Linked DNA regions of Homo sapiens: region 2 is linked to region 1. A link is a contact called in ENCODE Hi-C or POLR2A ChIA-PET data. All regions are on one chromosome and are shown on one strand. Each heading gives the region's core, a stretch centred on a gene start or an enhancer-like site at or near the end of the contact. The rest is flanking DNA. Distances are from core to core; before and after follow the strand shown. Region 1 has its middle 150 kb from the start of ERCC6L2. Region 2 overlaps ERCC6L2-AS1 (ERCC6L2 antisense RNA 1).

The links. Hi-C counts contacts between places; a loop is a spot of excess contacts on that map. ChIA-PET counts read pairs that join two places held with the same protein, here RNA polymerase II (POLR2A). Pooled maps may share reads with other maps.
Region 2: a map with no recorded cell type shows a loop between it and region 1 (4-fold over the local background). The contact joins two enhancer-like sites. A Hi-C loop is called at or near these places in 1 of 168 maps with a recorded cell type or tissue (uterus), 19 of 37 single-sample maps with no recorded cell type and 12 of 50 pooled maps. POLR2A ChIA-PET finds 5 or more read pairs at or near these places in 3 of 52 experiments (AG04450, Caco-2 and HepG2).

The regions. Positions count from the first base shown.
Region 1 is chr9:95,723,371-95,726,318 of GRCh38, forward strand. No RefSeq gene overlaps it. Among named protein-coding and RNA genes, the nearest start is that of ERCC6L2, 150 kb to the right of the region's middle. RefSeq lists an enhancer at 1,115-1,214. Within about 2 kb of position 1,306, at least 3 of the 41 ENCODE cell types and tissues checked have a DNase peak (open chromatin) inside an H3K27ac peak, as active enhancers do.
Region 2 is chr9:95,855,997-95,858,753 of GRCh38, forward strand. The region is part of intron 1 of ERCC6L2-AS1 (ERCC6L2 antisense RNA 1); the gene reads right to left. Among named protein-coding and RNA genes, the nearest start is that of ERCC6L2, 18 kb to the right of the region's middle. Within about 2 kb of position 1,399, at least 3 of the 41 ENCODE cell types and tissues checked have a DNase peak (open chromatin) inside an H3K27ac peak, as active enhancers do.

The DNA.
Region 1 (2,948 bases), core at 56-2,555:
CTGTAATCTCAATACTTTGGGAGGCCGAGGCGGGTGGATCACCTGAGGTTAGGAGTTTGAGACCAGCCTGGTCAATATGGTGAAACTCTGTCTCTACTAAAAATACAAAAATTAGCTGGGTGTGGCAGCAGGCACCTGTAATCCCAGCTACTCGGCAGGCTGAGGCAGGAGAATCGCTTGAACCTGGGAGGTGGAGGTTGCAGTGAGCCGAGATCACGCCACTGCACTCCAGCCTGGATGACAGAGCGAGACTCCATCTCAAAAAAAAAGTTAAAAACATGACTCTCAAAGATATAGAAATCATATCCATGTCAAAATTGTATGTGACTCATTAATTGATGAGGGAACCAGTAAAATGTTAAGACTGGTTCAAAAGAGAATTTGAAGAACAGATGTAAACACTGGAGACTACTAGAGGCGGGAGAGAGGGAGTGGGGCAAGGACTGAAAAACTGCCTATGGGGTACTATGCTCACTACCTGGGTGATGGGACCATTCACACCCCAAACCTCAGTGTCATGCAATATACCCATGTAACAAACCTGCATGTGTACCCCTGAATCTAAAATAAAAGTTGAAATTATTGAAAGAAACAGATTTATATGGTCAGTCAAAAGAATGCTGAAATAAACTTGCCAACAAATGTAAACTGATTAACATTCTAGACAGTAATAAACTGTAATGTTTGGGGGTTAGCTTTTCTATTAGATGAAAATAAATTTAATCTCTACCAGGTCAAATCCGTTTGCATTGTAATGAGCTGGAATCATTTCCATGATTCTCTGACAAGAATTACTTTATGTTGCTATTGGTTTTTTACCAGTTAACTTCTACCCCTACAGCACTGCCAATAGAAAGTCAAAAGTACACGCCCAGAAACATTGCACTAATAAAACATCCCATATCCCCCCTCCTTTAAAACACATTGTATACAGTGCATTAACTCTAAAAAGATCAGAGCACTTATTTATTGCCAAGGATTTTATGACCATATGATCATCCCAAGGATGTTTAGAAACTAGCATTCCGCCACCGTACTGAGATTGAAAAGAAGCGTTCACATATGACTATGAGCTAGAAATTAGCACCCAAACCAGGCTAACCTACAACCTATAATTAATTGTTCTCATGGCTCCAACAAGAAAGATCACTGCTCTTTGAACTACTGCTCTTTTATCTTTATTTCCACTACAAACCCAGACTTTAAGTTTCCAGCCACATAAAGCAAAGCCTTCTTCATACTGCCTTAAATTCTGTAGTAGTATAAATATAGCATTCAGTGACCTGCTTTCTTTATGACTAGCAACCTTTGTCAAACACTGGTGAGAGAGTGAGAAATAGAGTAAGTCTTGGGCTTGTGGCAGGAAGCGGTGTCTAAAGATGCCACTTCCTGGACAGGAGGATCAAAGCAAAAGTAAAGGGAAATAAAGATAAAAGAGCAGTAGTTCAAAGAGCAGTGAACGCTTCTTTCACTCTGGGCACCATCTGCCCAAAGGAAAGCCGAGTGAGGTACAACCAGAATCCGATATTAGGATGTCTCAACAGGAAACCCCAGACTGTGAGCAGAAGAACATAACAGCCAGAGTTCATAGGTGTATCAGACAGGGCTCAGAGAAGCAGACTCACTATGAATATTTTAGAACTAAACATTTAATATAGATATTAGACCTTGTGGGCAAAGATGGGGAAGGAAGCAAGCGCCTGAAAATGGGCGTTTAATATTTGGAGAAAAGTCATTAGGCAGCCCTGGTGCTGGTGACTGAGTCAGAGTTTGCAGGAAGTCTTGAATCGAAGCACATGGAGCATCTGCACTGAGAAGTTGACAAGGGGTTGATATCAGTCCAAAGGTCATTGGCTCTTTGAAGCTACTGCCTGTGTCAGGCCACAGCAGTGCCTCTGGTGGGGGGCTGGCATTACCATTGGGCAGCAGCGCTGCTGGTTGGAAGGACAGCTGGGTATGGAGTGGGAAGGGGTGAGGACACACTGGAACTCTCTAGCACTTCTGGCCCCACACTCAACAATGACCTTCAGGACATAGTGGCTGTGGTTTCTCTTCTGCCTCCTAAATATCATGCAGAGTCACTTTTGCCAACTCGAACCTAGAACCACATAGGTTGACAATGGAATAATCCAGCCCCCAGTGGGGCAAACCCAAAATCATTTGGTGGAAAAGGCATAAATGCCAGACAACATGGTGTTTTCAATAACCAAACGTTCCCCTGGAAAATGCTTATGGTAGATGGACTCCCTTTGAAGAGCACAGACCCCACCACTAAAGACACACTGCCAAGAGTCGTGAAGAGCCCAGCGGGGATGTATATGGAAGCTGTCTGTAACCTGCCCACTAATTGAAGGAATGGGTGTTATGTGTCCATCAACATGGGGTAGTAATTTGGACCACTTGAGCCAGCGCATTAATGGTCCGATGTGAATGATCACTGTGACCAATTCACCAGTTCTCTGCTTGATAAGGAAAGCATGGAAGACAATCAGGTCACCATTTTGTTGTTTTATTTTCAAGTTCCCACTTCTACATGAGTGCAAAGTTCTCCTTGTACCTTCTCTTCTTTTTTCCTCTAATTTATCCTTCCCCTTCTTTTATTCCTGCTTTTCCTCCTGCACATTGCTACATTTATCCATAGAGCACAAAATGGTGGATGGGTTGACGGATAAGACCAGAGTTGAAAAGAATGGGAATCAATTTTACGGTGCAGCATAACACAGCACGCAGAGAAACGGATGGAGGATCAGGGGGCTTGGGTGCTGCTCTAAGAATGACTGGGGGTGAGATACTGAGATATTTCACAGCCCTGAGGCTCCGTAGATCATATTTCCCCAGGAGTCCAAAAAAAGTGTGTGTGTTTTCTATGAGAGAATAACTCGAGGAATTTACAAGGCACCTGAATAAAAGTCCTGAGATGTCCTGCAGTAAAAAAACAAACTTTCCAA
Region 2 (2,757 bases), core at 149-2,648, 130 kb after region 1:
CCCATCCAAAAACCATCTGCAGGTTTTTTAACTGCAAAGCCTCACAAGACCTATCTCTGGCCCAGTTTATCTCCTGGTGCCTTCCTTTCATCTTCAAAGCAGGCCCCAGGAACTCAGCTTTCTTTCCTCTCCAGCAACTCAGCCATCCTTTCTATCCCTTCAGATTTTGTTTCATACCACTGCATAATCTCCCTCATTTTGCATTTTCTTCTACATCTGTAGATAAGCACAGAAACCTAAAAAATTTAAGGATCTTATTCCTGATCTCTGAAAAGAAATAGGATAATGAAGTAACCAATCTGGTAGAAGTGAGTAAGGTTATAGAATCCTTCCATAATTAACAAGTTATCTGTTACTTGTCCCTTTCAAGATGGTAAATGGATCTAGGAGGATGAGACTTTTGTGTGTGCCTTTTTCTCTCCCCGCTAAATTATATGAATTAGTTTTATCTCTTTAGGATTTGCCAAAAAGCAAAGTGGTTATCATTATTGGTTAAACACATTGATATTTATTTATTTTAGCAAACATGAAAGCAATTGTTACAACAGGACTACAACAGTCAGCAGAACTGGGTCCCAGCTGGTGGTGACTCCAGAAAATAGTCAGGGTCCCACCTTGTGCCCACTCTTCCATACCTTTCCTGAATAGTCATCAGTGTTCTAGGTCTGGTATATGTTCCCTGAAAGGCAGCAAAGAAAGAGAGTACAGACTGTAGTGTCCCTGATAAGATCATATGTGGATCTCCTAATATCAATTTGGCTTGAATACAAGGACTACTTTCCTATTCCAAGGGCAGGGTAGAGGTACATACCTAGGACATGGAATGGCAGATGTCTGAAATATACATTGCAGACCACCACACTTCACTGAGGTGTTGCCCTCTGCATTTATTCCTGAGGGTGGAGTTCACTAAACCACTTTCCTTCTCACCCCATTTTTAGATACAATCAAGGTAGAATAATAGGTGTTTCCTAAACTCAAATTGGCAGTTTGCAGTTTCTAGGACATCAGCAATGAATGACACCCTTTTAGTGAACCCTGGCCCTTCCCCTTCCCCCTAGGAATGATGAACATAGTTCATGTCTTTACTAATCGTCTGTGACCCAAGCATCATACTGAGCACAACGTGTAAATATCAAGAAGACAGTGTTCAAGGGCAAGGCTTCAGTATATGAGGGGCAGCAGAAGTGATGGGGGGGAGGAGGAGTGGAAGACCAAGGCTGAGCCATTCCCCAGAGGGATCTTGTTACCAGGAACGTTGCCAAGGCAGGGGCTTTTGCAGCTGTGTAAAGAGCAGATTGGAGCAAGATAGAAGCCTGTTGTGAAAACTGGGGCCCAAGATCAGGGCTGGACAACATCAAGCATCTTTGCTGCTAGAGTGCCTAAGCGTTGAGTCACAGCAACTTAATCCCTCCTATTAATACCTGGTTTGATTCTAGAGACTGGGGTGAGGCTGAGTCCCCTATTGGCTGCCAGAATTTCAGCTGCAGGGAGACAAACTCCAGGAAATCTACAAGTTAGGCAAGAAGGATATGGGGAAACAGAGGTCAGTTTCCAGAGAATTAAACAACTGACATGAAAGACTTAAGGGCTGTTCCTGGTAAAGGAATCTTTACGTGTAGGAACTGGGCAAGGAGAAAAAGAGTCCAGTTGCATTCACATTCTCACCTGAGTGACAAGAGAAGGCAAGATAACTAAGCGGAACTTTTTTCATTCTGTTGCTTTCTAAATTTTCAAACTAAGTTTAAAGAACAATGAGACTAAGTCTGTAGGTCACGACAACCTGGCAACTTCAAGTTAGACCTCCATAATCATGAGTGTTTGCTCTCACCTATCAATACCATGCCATTCTGAGATTGCCAGACCAGCCTTCTTCCCAGCCCTGGCACCCAGGGCTCTGGCTCAGCTCTTTAATACCTACTTCCCTGTGCTGACCTGATGCAGGAACTGCTGGCCTTGCAGCTTGTCCAATGTCAGCCTAGCTCAAAACTGGGTCTTCATACCTACAGTCCAAAGAAGGTGTTGAACTTGCTAATCTAAAGGCATCAAAGGGCTGCAATATGTTGGAGTGGAAAGAGGAATAGAAACTTAATGAAGTTGCCAGAGAGCAACAAGAAACCAAGAACAGGCAGAGCTTAATTTTAGGCTCCAGGGATTTTCCCAGACTTATTTTCACTGTTTCTTAGGGCTCCAATTTTCTAAGTCCTTTATTCTTCAGTCAAATGAAGTACAAGGAAATGTGAGAACTCTAGATGAGTCCCTGAAGTCATTGATACTAATCAAATGACCCTGGCAGCTCAGATCAGCAGGCACTTTGGGAGCATCAGCAATGACCCCTGTGTCCTTGGGATGTCACTCTCCTGCTATAAAGTCTTCAGTGGATCTCTACTGCCTTGGAATAACTGGACTCTCTAGCCTCACCTTTAAAATCTTCCAGGAACCCTTTCTCTCACTAATCCCCTTCAGGCGCAAATACTCCAGCAAAACTTAATCACTGGTTTTTCACACTTGACATGAACTTTTTCCATTTTCTGACTTTTCTCAAAGTTTACCTTGTGTAGAATAATATTTTATCTAACTGACACATCTAAATATAACTATTCTTCAATGCCAGCTAAAAGCTTATCTCTTCCAGAATGCCTTCTTTCTGATTACACTAATCTCTGATCACACCTACATTTACTTGACTTATATTACTCAGCATGTTTTTACTATAAAGTAAATCTTGTGTCATCTTCCTCATTTACACTGCACATT